Regions from separate parts of the Homo sapiens genome. Here region 1 is linked to region 2. Evidence: chromatin contacts called from ENCODE POLR2A ChIA-PET data. All regions are on one chromosome and are shown on one strand. The core of a region is the stretch at or near the end of the contact, and the rest is flanking DNA. Distances in the headings are between cores, read along the strand shown. Region 1 holds the start of HOMEZ (homeobox and leucine zipper encoding). Region 2 overlaps HNRNPC (heterogeneous nuclear ribonucleoprotein C).

The links. ChIA-PET counts read pairs that join two places held with the same protein, here RNA polymerase II (POLR2A).
Region 1: POLR2A ChIA-PET joins it to region 2 with 12 read pairs in activated T-cell. The contact joins the promoter of HOMEZ here to the enhancer-like site in region 2. POLR2A ChIA-PET finds 5 or more read pairs at or near these places in 2 of 52 experiments (activated T-cell and naive thymus-derived CD4-positive, alpha-beta T cell).

Annotation. Positions count from the first base shown.
Region 1 is chr14:23,280,702-23,287,420 of GRCh38, forward strand. It overlaps HOMEZ (homeobox and leucine zipper encoding), which reads right to left and starts at 5,431. Exons shown (of 2, transcript NM_020834.3): 1 at 5,212-5,431. The coding sequence starts at 5,251. RefSeq lists enhancers at 1-31, 5,661-5,940 and a silencer at 5,161-5,570.
Region 2 is chr14:21,214,617-21,221,484 of GRCh38, forward strand. The region is part of intron 5 of HNRNPC (heterogeneous nuclear ribonucleoprotein C); the gene reads right to left. Among named protein-coding and RNA genes, the nearest start is that of LINC00641, 11 kb to the left of the region's middle. RefSeq lists an enhancer at 4,084-4,627. Within about 2 kb of position 3,620, at least 4 of the 41 ENCODE cell types and tissues checked have a DNase peak (open chromatin) inside an H3K27ac peak, as active enhancers do.

The DNA of each region.
Region 1 (6,719 bases), core at 4,181-6,680, 2.1 Mb after region 2:
TATTTTTATTTTTATTTTATTTTATTTTATTTTATTTTATTATTTTATTTTATTTTATTTTATTTTATTTTATTTTATTTTATTTTATTTGGAGACGGAGTCTTGCTCTGTCGCCAGGCTGGAGTGCAGTGGCACGATCTTGGCTCACTGCAACCTCCGCCTCCTGGGTTCAAGTGATTCCCTTGCCTCAGCCTCCTGAGTAGCTAGGACTACAGGCGCACGCCACCACACCTGGCTTTTTTGTATTTTAGTAGAGACAGGATTTCACCATGTTGGCCAGGATGGTCTTGATCTCCTGACCTCGTCATCTGCCTGCCTCAGCCTCCCAAAGTGCTGGGATTTCAGGCGTGAAACACCGGGCCCAGCCTTCTATCTGTGTTTTTAAGTATTACTCCTGATCTGCTAAGGACAGGACAGGATTCCTATGTAAATGCTACACGATGAATTGCAAAAATAAACCTCAAGTCCATACATTTAGAGCAATGTGATCGCAGGGATTTTACACCATGATTTTTAAAATTCAGAAGCATTTTAATACGTGTCACCATTTCCTTTTAACAAGCAAATCTAACTAACTGAGGCCACGCAGACCCTGAAAGCAATACTGCTTGAAGAGCCCCTTAAGAGGGTCAATGGAGGCAGCATGGCATGACGGGTAGAAATATGAATTCTTCAATAAGGCCAACCTCTGAGTTTGAATCCCGGTTCTGCCACTTATCAGCTATGTGATCTCAGGCAAGTTACTTAACTTACATGAGCCTGGTTTCCTCCTATGTAACAAAGTGAAGACAGTGCAGAGAGTACGTAAGAGTACTACGTGCTAGGTGTTATGCATAGGCAGGGCATAGAGCAAATGTTAGGGGATGGATGTCCGGGGTGAGACAAATTAATGCAACTCCACTTCCTAGAATGCTGCTTGTCCTCAGGCAGTTATTTAACTTCTCTAAGTCTTAGTTTCTCATGAGAAAAAAAGCACCTTGGGCCGAGCGCAGTGGCTCATGCCTGTAATGCCAACACCTTGGGAGGCCAAGGTGGGCAGATGGTTTGAGCCCAGGAGTTTGAGGCCAGCCTGGGCAACATGGTGAAACTGTCTCTACAAATAATAATAATAATAATAATAATAATAATAATAATAATACAAAATATTAGCTGGGCATGGTGGCGCAACTGTAGTCCTAGCTACTCGGGAGGCTGAGGTGGGAGGATTGCTTGAGCCTGGGAGGTGGAGGTTGCAGTGAGTCGAGATTGTGCACTGCACCACAGCCTGGGTGACAGAGACCCTGTCTCAAAAAGAGAAGAAAAAAGCAAAAAAGCACCTACCCAGCAAGTTTATGACTAAATGAAAAAGTGCACTTGACATTATAACTAGAACAAAGTAAGGGCTCAATAAATAGCAGCTTTTATCATGACTTCAACTTCATGGAGGTGATTTTGATGTGAAGTAATGCTCCTCCTAGACAATGGGGTAACTGGGACAAAGACTGAATCATTTAACATTCACTGTTTTCAATCTATTTTTGCAGAGCCCTAATTCTAGTTAGCGATGAGGAAACCAGTGTATCTGTGATTCTATACTTTTACATTTTGGGGTTTAAATACAATTTCAGAATGTATTTGCCACTTAAAAAAATGTATGAAAACCAGTGCTTTAGAACTGCATCCATAATTTGGATCCTTTGTGATCGGTGTGTCAGTTGCCTATGTGATAGTTCCACCTTTCGCCTTCCAGGTTCATCCAGGACACAGCTGAAATGGCCTGGGAGGCACTGCTTGCATGGCCAGGTGCTAAACTACCATTTACAAATTGTGGCCCACCGAGAACACCACCAAATCCAAGCTGGAGAACACTTTATGATGGCAATGCTTGACGTCTACTTAACCTCATTTGTGTCCTATTATATAAAGACACAATAACACTTTAGAGATAAGGAAAATAAAGCATAAGGAACAAAGCAGTCCAGTGTGAGGATGAATACTGCCAGATGGGAATATAAGGCAGGCACATTTATAAGTATTAAAAGCTGTAAGGAAGCATTTTACTTTCGTTTAGGTGGCTTGATGTCCTTCACATTCTCGGCATCAGCTTGATATTTCAGTGTAACATACAGTACTGCAAACAACATATTTGGTGTACTATATGCATTCAGTTTTCACTTACACAAAACACCAGTTATGGAACACTTCCTGAAACAGAATGGTGGCTTAAATCAAGGCACAGCTGTATAGCTGGTACTTCCCTGGAAGAATCTGGCTTTGAACTAAGAGAAAACCACAACCAGAATGGCTCATGAGAATTATAACAGGTAGGGTAGACCCTATAGTAATCAAAATCATAATAAAGACACTAGAGTATCTTGTGTTCTTGTGTGTCCATTTTGGATTGAGTAGAAAAAGAAGAGAATCAAAAGCTGAAGTGAGGAGTCCTAGCGCAGAGGAGGTAGTGGTGGTGGTGGTGGTGAATATCTATTCTGAACAACTTCTAAATTTGTATCCTTATTAAATATGCCAGATATGTCCCATTGCTACTTAAAAATCACTAATAAAAATATATGGAGTCATGGCTGGGTGCAGTGGCTCATGCCCGTATTCCCAGCACTTTGGGAGGCAGGAGGATCACTTGAGCTCAGGAATTCAAGACTAGCCTGGGCAACATAGCGAGACCTCGCCTCTACAAATAAATATATAAATTTTAAAAATTGAAAAAAAAATTCTCTCTCTCTCTCTGAGACAGTATAACACCCTTCTTTCCCCTTGGGCTTTCCATATCCCTGGACAGATGGAAGACAAGAACGGACTGTCTTAAACTTCCAGTTTCTGTGTTTACACAGTCCTAGGAAAAAGAGGACTCTAGAACTTTAGGTTTGAACCTAGGCTTATCGTTAAAGTAGGAGACAGTTAAAGTGGGAGGCGAGGCTGGGTCTAATGGCTCACGCCTGTAGTCCCAGCACTTTGGGAGGCCGAGGCGGGAGGATCACTTGAGGTCAGGAGTTCGAGACCAGCCTGGCTAACATGGTGAAACCCCGTCTCTACCAAAAATACAAAAATTAGCCGGGCATGGTGGCATGCGCCTGTAGTCCCAGCTACTGGGAAGGCTGAGGCAAGAGAATCGCTTGAACCTGGGGGGCGGACGTTGCAGTGAGCCAAGATCACGTCACTGTACTCCAGCCTGGGGGACAGAGTGAGACTCTGTCTCAAATAAATAAATAAATAAAAGTGGGAGATGAGATATGATCCTTTAGAATTCCCTAAATCTTTATTTAGAGACAATCTGAAGCACTCCTGAAATGTGTTTGGGGATACAGTTTTAAGGGCCTTAAAGACTTATAGTGATATTCAGCTTATATGCTTCTTAACTTTTTAGTTCATGAACCTCTTTGAGAATCAGACAAAAGTTACAGACCCTCAGAAAGTTATGACTAACCTTCCCAAAATAAACATTCACACTTACACAATAAACTCAGGGGCTTTAGTTGCTGCCAAGAAGCCAGGTTAAGGCTTACTGCCTCATATCCTTCCAACTTAACAAAGGCAATAGTGATAATCACTTAAAGATGAACAGTTTGATGTGAATGAACGTAAAGAGTTGATGGAATACTCAAGAATTCAAGTGCGTCTAGAAGGGACAAAGTATTTGTGATATTAGTTGGAAAGAGTGGAAGGGAGGGATGCTCAACTGGGCCAGGAGCCTGGCTTAACTGAGCCACTGGATTACATGACCAATACCCACAGTACACTGGAAACTAAAGGCTAAGTAGGCTGCTACTAGTGCGCCAAAATCATCTGCTTCATTCAGTTGTCCTGTGTCCTGGGGCCAGTTTTGTGTGATTACAAACCTGCTTATGTCCATATTTTTCAGTGTCTATATAATAATGTAATTAAACCTCATGTTAAACCTATGAAAAATCACTGCATTAAAAATTGTTTCTTCAGGAATACTGATTTTTAAAAAATTGCTCCTATGAAAACTAAGTCAAATGTTTTGGAGAGACATAACGCAAGGAAGAGTATGCATTTTAAAAATTGTTGAGTTGGGAGTGAGCAAGACAACTGTAAAAGATTGAGCGGTGGGACTTAATCTCAAAAGTACTCTGCACTCAGAAGTGTCTAAATTCATACTTCACTTTAAATAAAGCAAAACGGGAAACCAAAGATGATGAAAGTGCCTGAGTGGCTCTCAGACTGCACACTAGAATTACCTGGGAAGCTTAAAAACCAGGCCACCCTCCTTCCCATTCAGGTTCAATAGTCTGTACTGGGGTCCAGGCATCCAAAGTTTTTAAAAGTTCTCAGGGTACAGCCAGGTTTGAGACTCCCTGTGTAGTTAATACTGGAAAGAGAATTGGGAACTCTGAACAGCAGTCTTAGACACAAAAACAGTCTCACCACTACATCAAAAGATTGGTGAAATGGATATACTTTTAATTATAATGTTTAAGATATGTATGCATTATCTTTAAAATTCCCAATCTGGCTTTTTCAATTACTACCAACTAACCGAATCATGTAATATAAAAGGGCTTCAAGTGTATGATGGGAAGGAGGTTCACATGACAAAAAAAAAAAAAATCTCCTGATAGGGGCCCACATTACCAAACAGGTCTCAGCTTGAGTCTTCTTTCAGTTTAGGAGTCTCAGAATAGGACGCAACACTAGGAACCCCAGAGGACTCAGGTTCTCAGTTTCCTGGTTGGTTCTCTTAGTATGGCTGGGTACGGGAGTCAGAGGGGCAGTTTCTTCTAAACCTTTCATTCCCAAAGGCCACTGATCCCCAGAAGCAAGGCCAGGTTCTGCACGTGTGTTGAGGTCGCCAGGAGGTAGCCGTGGGGGTTGGGGGTTTGTGTGGCGGGGGGGCCTGGGAAGGAAATGTTTCTCCTATCCTCCATTTCACAGGCAGTCCAGAAGGCTCCGAACTGGGTCAGGGAACAAAAAGTTATTGCACTTGGGACGATAAGCCCCATGAGGCAGGCGAATCTCAATCCTACTCTCGCCAAGGGCGCCCCAACCCAACCTTCTTGCCCTCCCCTACACAGACACTCACCCTCCCCTAGTTACAACAGGGGAGGGAACCGAAAAGTCCAGAGGAGAAAAAAGAGAGAACCGGGCCACTTCGAACCTAGAATTATCCCCCCACCAGCGCGGGGATGGGGCTCCAGAGGTGGGAGACCGTACACGAGCTGGGAGGGGAAGTCCAAGGGGCTGGGGATCACTCACCGCAGTCCAGCCCGGGCGGCGGCTCCCAGCCTCGCACCATGGGCCGGGGGGAAGTGGGGGAGAGGGCAGGGGGCCTCCGAGTGGGAGTGGGGTTGCTGCCCGGTGCGGCCGCTCCGAGCCCACCCCAGCGATGGCCGAAACCGGGACTGCCCCCCCCACCGTCCCCGGGAGCGCGCCGGTCTACCCAGCCCTGCTCGAGCAAGTTGGAGGCGGGGCGGATGGGTGGGGTGGGCGTCCAGAGGCGGTGCCAAGGTGGCCCGAGTCCTGATTGGTAGGCGCAGGCGGGCGGGCACGGGCGAAGCGCACTGGGCTGGCCATTGGCTGCGTGGGTCTCGGCTGAAGTCAGGTATTGGCTGCGTGGGCCTCAGCTGGGGTCATCTATTGGATGCGTGGGGCAGGGAAGATGTCCCCTGGGGCCAAGCTGCAGTGCATGGTACCTCCCCCTACCGTCGACCTATCGGCGCCGGACCTTTGGAATACACCGGACCAGGATCCTTCCGAAATTCCCCAAGGAGGGATACTGCACTTTGCTGAACTGTCTGGACCGCCAACAACTCCCAATTTGTTTCCTTCTGAAGGAAGCCCTCCAGGAAGACCTTTTCAGTGCCCCCTCCGGAGCCATACAAACGAGCTGCGCCTTTCCCAGCCGAGAGCCCAACCGCCACCAGCAGCGTCAGCTGTAACAAAGCGCCTAAAGCAACTGGGAACTTGTTCTCGAGAGGGATCAGATGTCTTGCCACCCGGAAAGACGAGGACCTTAGGAGCCTGCGGGCGACTTAGGCCGTTCCCCGGGTCAAACTGGCACCAGACAGATGTTCCCAAAGACGAAGTGCTGGAGCAGTCACCTCATTGGGACCTACCAGACCCTCAGGCTCCCCTCCCTGCCCTAGAAAAGAGGACGCGGAGCTCTCCATAGTATTTGTTTTTCGCTAGCTAGAAAGGGATGAAGACTGAGGTGGGAGAATGACTTGATTTCAAGAGTTCGAGGCCAGTCTGGGCAACATAGCGAGACCTTGTCTCAAAAAAATTTTTTTTAACTTACAAAAAGAAAGGGATGCCAATAAAATGGACTTCAACAAAGCAGTATCCCACACAGTATGAAGTTATGGGCCAAAATTTGTATTTTAGGATTCCCCATCTTCTGTGAGACAGAGTAACAAATGTAAGAAGACAGGCTTGCTCAATTCTGTTTGGCAACATAATTTCACAAAGCCTCTGACTCTGACGTCTCTGGAAAGATCCTTTGAAGACAAAACAGGATAGGGCACACAGTCCTCTATGTCTCTTGCCTGAGTCGCTATATTCCTTAAAAGATAAATGGGCTGGGCGCAGTGGCTCATAAACCTAATCCCAACGCTTTGGGAGGCCAAAGAGGGAGGACTGCTTGAGGCTAGGATCCAAGACCAGCAAGGGCAACATAGCGAGTCCCTGTCTCTACAGAAAAATTTAAAAATTAGCTGGACTTGGTGGCATGCACTTGTAACTACTCAGGAGGCTGAGGCAGGGGG
Region 2 (6,868 bases), core at 2,370-4,869:
AGTATGGTTAATCTCTTAGTTTAATCCATTCATGGGAATTAATGCAAAGAAAAAGATACTGAGTAACTTTTTATTATCACTACTTTCCCATTTTGACATAAAGCTTTTGGTCTTTTTGACCAAAATCTTGCAAAGTATAATGATACAGAAACTATAAAATATCAGTGTTCAGAAACTCATATCCTTTGTGAGAGATGGTAACACTTGCACAAACACAAATTGCTTAACGACAATTTCTGGAGGTGAATCAAAATAAGTTATCCATATCCATGAGCATTAAACTGAGCTTAAGCCTCAGTCCAATGGAAATAAATATCTAATCTACCTCCTAAGCCACAAACCTTCACCGGCACCCGTATCTAAACCAATGAGCTAGCTAGCTAGTTCTGTACTATCACTGGAATTTCTTTTTAAAACCTACTATTTCGTCTGACCACAGCCAAAATAAAGCAAGTAATACAGTTTTGTTTTGAATCTATGTAACAGTCTCATGAACACAATTAGGAGTCAAATTCTCTACTTTTCTGAAGAAAAATATTTCAAAATATTTCAGCCAGTTAAGGCTTTTAGTTACACAGAATGCTGCTCAGGCAGAAATGGACTCTCATTCACATCTGAGGAAGTAGTCCTTGCCTCGAAAAATGTTGAGGACGGTAAGTGTGAAAATAGAAAAAAAACATACATAGTGTGACAACCTTTAAGTTAAAAGGGATATATATTAAGAAGCTCAGTATGACTACTTCAAGCACCAGCTAAAAATTAAGCGGAAATTCTCACTATGAGAAAGCTATACAATAGATGAGGCAACAATAGCTGATTACTTACTGATTAAGGCTAGGCTGTTTAAAATCTTTTACCAGGGGAACAAGGACTAAACCCTAGGAGAATTGTAACTGCACCCATAATCAAACTTGATGGTGTTGGTATAAAATCTAGTCAGATTAAGAAATTAAAACACTCTAGAGACATTAATCACCTGAACAGATTAAGACAAAATACACCAGCCAGGTGTGGAGGCTCATGCCTGTAATCCCAACATTTTGGGAGGCGGAGGCAGGTGGATCATGAGGTTACGAGTTGAGACCAGCCTGACCAACATGGGGAAACCCCGTGTATACTAAAAATACAAAAATTAGCCGGGCATGGTGGCACACGCCTGTAATTCCAGCTACTCAGGAGGGCTGAGGCAGAAGAATTGCTTGAATCTGGAAGGCAGAGGTTGCAGTGAGCTGAGATCATTCCACTGTACTCCAGCCTCAGTGACAGAGCAAGACTCCGTCTTAAAAAAAAAAAAAAGAAAGGAAGAAAGAAAGAAAAGGAAAAGAAAAAGAAAAAAAAAACAACAAAACACACCAGCTGGATGCAGTGGCACACCTGTAATCCCAGCTACGCAGGAGGCTGAGGCACGAGAGTTGCTTGAACCCAGGAAGGAAGTGGGGGTTGCAGACAGCCATTGCACTCCAGCCTGGGCGACAGAGTAAAAACTTTTGTCTCCTCCACCACCAAAAAAAAAAAAAAAAAAAAAGACAAAGAATGTCTACCCCAATTCCAAAGTAAAAGCATTACAAGACATGTACTAAGAAGAGGTTTTCAAAGGGAAGCTTCTTAAATGGAAATTCTGACCATAAGACATTAGCTGCAAACAGTGACATTTCCTGGGTCTCAAAAAACCTAGTAATACATGTCAACACTACACCAGAGTAGACGTTAATCTATTAATAATAAAGCTATCATTTGGTACATGGACCATTTAATGGACCACAGCTGATTCTCATCTTAAAAATGTGAACAGATTGAAATAATCTGTTTTGCCGGACAGGGTGGCTCACACCTGTAATCCCAGCACTTTGGGAGGCTAAGGCGAGCGGCTCATTTGAGGCCAGGACATGGAGACGGGCCTGACCAACATGGTGAAACCCAGTGTCTACTAAAAATAGAAAAAATTATCCAGGTGTGGTGGCACATTCCTATAATCTCAGGTACTCCGGGGGCTGAGGGACAACAATCGCTTGAACCTAACAGGCGGAGTTCATAATGAGTCAAGATCCCACCACTGCACTCCGGCATGGATCACAGAGTAAGACTCCGTCACAAAACAAAAATTAAGAGAACCAAAGGAGCAGTTTTTTCCATTCTATCTCCAGTAAATACTAGTTAAATGAACTACCAACTGATGACAGACATCTGCCTCAAACTTAACTATGTAGATAAAAAAACTGATATAAAAAAGTTTAACACAGGTTTACATTAAAATTTAAATAACAATATGTCAAATTGTGACCGAAAACAATAAATCCGTTAAACTAGCTAGCTAGCTAGTTCCGTACTATCACTGGAATTTCCTTTTAAAACCTACTATTTCATCTGACCATAGCCAAAATGAAGCAAGTAATAGTTCTGTTTTGAATCTATGTTAACAGTCCCATGAACACAATTAGGAGTCAAATTCTCTACTTTTCTGAAGAAAAATATTTCAAAATATTTCAGCCGGTGGGGCTTTTAGTTACAAAGAATGCTGCTCAGGCAGAAATGGACTCTCATTCACATCTGAGGAAGTAGTCCTTGCCTCAAAATGTTCGTAACATAGTTGGAATTCTTGATTTTGTGCTTAAAAATAAATCAACCAGCAAAATTTTTGTAGCTTGTGTTTTATTTCTAAACTGAAATCAATGATTTCTAATGTTATTTGCAAGTACTTCACCACAAACATGCTGTCTTAGTCTAGCATCAGTTTACCCGGATACTATCAACTGCAAGCACCACTCATTTAAAATATAAAACGACTAAATGGTAAACCAGTATGCTCATTTGCTCACCACTGGAGCTATACAAGGTATTCACCACATGGGGAAACTCTAACATAATTTTTAAAGAAAATATAATTCTGGTAATTAAGGGGGAAAAAATGGAAATAGATTATTACCACATTGTTGGGTTAGCCTTGTCCAAAGATCACTGATATGGGTTGGGGAACACCATAAACATACCTACTACCAAAGAATAGGTAGCAATAGCTCCTATACTGAGCCAATGGCATCAATCAATAATTGGTTCTGTAATATTCTATCAGAAAGAATTACAAATATTAGTATTTAGGGATATTTTTGTAAATTCTAAGCCATTTGATTGAAAATGGCTCCACGAAGAAAAAATACATTAAATGTACATACTTATTTTAAGAGGAATAAAATTTGACATCTTAATGAAATGTTGCATATTAAGGGAAAAAGTGGTGTGTCTTGATGGTTTCATTAGGAAACTATCTTAACACAAAACCAGACATTTCATGGGAAGACAATTTGAAAATGCACCTGAAAACTTTCTCAGTCAAAAAGAATCTAGTCTGTAACAGGCAGGTTGCTTGAGTCCTAGATCAATCATCAATTCTGAAACTTGACTGGATTCAAGACTGTTTTAAGAAAGGGAAAAAAAAAATCCCTGGCTTTTCTTGTTTATATGCCTCAGTCTCCCAAGTAGCGTGGATTACAGGTACACGATACCAAGCCAAGCTAGTTTTTGTAATTTTAGTAGAGATGGGATTTCACCATGTTAGCCAGGCTGGTCATGAGCTCCTGGACCTCAAGTGATCCACCAGCCTCACCCTCCCAAAGTGCTGCAATTACAGGCATGAGCCACCGTGTGCAGCCACAAATAACTTTAACATTACTCATTTGTCATGGTATTCAACAATACACATACTCCCATATGTCAGTGTTGATCTTTACCAAAGATAAAATTTTAAACTGACAATGTGGTGCAATTTTATTTTTTAAAAAACTAAAATTGAGGCTGGGCATGGTAGCCCATGCCTGTAATCCCAGCACTTCCGGAGGCCGAGGCAGGTGGATTGCCTGAGATCATGAGTTAAGAGACTAGCCTGGCCAACATGGTGAAACCCGGTTTCTACTAAAATACAAAAAAATCAGCAGGGTGTGGTGGCATGCACCTGTAGTCCCAGCTACTCAGGAGGCTGAGGCACTGCTTGAACCTGGGAAGCAGAGGTTACAGTAAGCCAAGATCGCACCACTGCATTCCAGCCTGGGAGACAAAGCGAAACTCTCTCTCAAAAAAAAAAAAAAAAAAAAAAAAAAACTGAAATTGAGTCACATGCAGTGGCTCTCATGTGTAATCCCAGCACTTTGGAAGGCCAAGGCAGGCAGATCGCTTGAGCCCAAGAGTTCAAGACCAGCCTGTGAGACAAAGAAAAAAAAATTGCTGGGAGCAGTGGCTCATGCCTGTAATCCCAGCACTATGGGAGGCCGAGGAGGGCAGATCATGAGATCAGGAGTTCAAGAATAGCCTGGCTAATATGATGAAACCCCATCTCTACTAAAAATACAAATATTAGCTGGGCATGGTGGCACATGCTTGTAGTCCCAGCTACTTGGGAGGCTAAGGCAGGAGAATCGCTTGAACCCAGGAAGCAGAGGTTGCAGTAAGCCAAGACCGCACCACTGCACTCCAGACTGGGAACAGAGCGAGACTCTTTCTCAAAAAAAAAAAAAAAAGAAGAAAAAGAAAGGGGAAAAAAAATTACATATTTTTAAAATTCTCATTTTATCAACATAGAAGAGTAAGAAGTTCTTTCACTTACAATAAAATTCCTTTTAAGGAACAGATATGATTGCTAGGCAACAGAGTGAAGGTGCATTTCAGAGAACTGGGAACTATTTCTATCTTGGTTATAGTTATGGTTATATGACTATGCATTTTGTAAATCAAATCTGATGTAGGAATTATACACCAAAAGGGTGAATTTTATTGTGTGTTTTCTATGCTGACTCCAATTTCTATCTTTCCATTCACTTGAAATCTGTGTAAGATTTCTGCCTTTAACAGTACCTACCTTTGTCAAAGGTCACCAATGACACCGCTAATTCAAAAAGACGTTTTCTAAATTCTCATACTACTTCAACTATTAGTGACATGAAAGACCTTGTTTGCCTTTCTACTCTTTTGACATATATTCATACAGTTTCCAAGATACTTCATGCTTCTCCATTTTTTTCATTTTGGCATTTTCAATCTCCTTTGCTCATTTCTTCCTTACCGCCACATTCTTTAAAGGTCACAGTACCCCCAGAATCTCTCTTCTGTTTCCAATCATCCAGTATTGCGGTTTTATAAACTCTAAGCAGATGACTCCCTTAGAACCATATAAACAACTGCTTACTTAATATCTCTCCAAACGGATCAACTTTAACATGTCCACAACTGATTTATGATATCTGCTCCTCACCTTAGCTCCTCCCAATCACTGTCACTGTAAATTCCATAATTCCAGTTGTCCAGACAAAAACGCTGGCCACATCTGATTCCTCTCTCAAGCCTCACAACATAAGCAAATTTCTCAGCAACACCTTTAAGATCCATCTGCTTTTCATCACTCCCATTGCCATTTCTCTGGTCCCACCAAAAATCACTGCTTCTCTGAACAGCCACCCATTATCTTTCTCAGTAAGAGTGATCTTGTTAAAATATGAGTAAGACCCTCCCATTCTCTTCACAAAGCCCTCTAATAGCTTCCCATCTCATTCAAAGTAAAAGCTAAAGACATTATGCCTTATGCGTCACGTGATGTCTTTAACCCAACCCCTTTTCTCTGAGGCCATCTATTTCTGGTTTTTTTTTTTTTTTGGAGACAGAGTTTTGCTCTTGTTGTCCAAGCTGCAGTGCAATGGGCACAATCTCAGCTCACTGTAACCTCCACCTCCTGCATTCAAGTGATTCTCCTGCCTCAGCCTTGTACTACAGGCGCCCACCACCACGCCCAGCTAATTTTTTGTATTTTTGGTAGAAATGGGATTTCACCATGTTAGCCAGGCTGGTCTTGAACTCCTGACCCCAGGTGATCCGCTCGCCTCGGCCTCCCAAAGTGCTGGGATTACAGGCGTCAGCCACCACTCTCGGCCTCTATTTCTTATTATAGTATTCCTGCTATATACAATGCCTCACAGCAGGATCATAACAAATATTTGTTGAGTAAATAAATGAAGTTCCCAACTGACTTCTAGGAAATAATAATCCATAAATCACACAATCAACAACGTGTAACAAACCGAACCCTATCTATGTAATAGCTGAAAAGCCAGGATTGGTGTTTTGATTTTCTGGCTTAATAAAGATCAAAGCAGGGGACTTCCCAATGAAAATCGAATAAAAGTTGAATATCATACTTTACCAAAAAATTCTATCTGTTTTCAAGGTATTTATTTAAAAAAAAAAAAATCAGCTATTGGCCAGGCCCAGTGGCTAATACCAGCAGTTTGACACCAGCCTGGGCAACATGGTGAAACCCCGTCTCTACTAAAATACACAAAAAAAGTCAGGTATGGTGGCGCGCCGGTATTCCCAGGAACTCACAAGAGGCTAAGGCAGGAGGATCCCTTGAAACCGGGAGGCAAAAGGTGCAGTGAGCTGAGATCGTGCCACTGCACTCCTGCCTCAGCAATAGAGCAAGATCCTGTCTCAAAAAAACAAAAAACATGCAAAAAACACAGCTATTGTGCCTGTGATGAACGTGAATTTGGAGGTGAAATCATATGCCTGCTGTAAGGACATCACAAATACCAGTTTATTTCTACAGATGACTTTCTCCTATTTACTCTTTCAACATTCGCTCTACAACTGCAGTCTGGGTTATTTCCTTCCTGAAGAGTAGGCTTTAGTCATTACATTTCTTATAACTTACACAACTCTAGACTTATTCTACCCAGTAAAACTGATTTTTGCAGCATTCTAGACCTGCACTATCCAATTCTATAGTCACTAGTCACATGTGGCCACTGAACTTAAATGTTCTACTGAACAGCAAGCAATGTTCTAGTTTGTTGCCTCCACAAACTTCCATCTACCGCTTATATGTAAT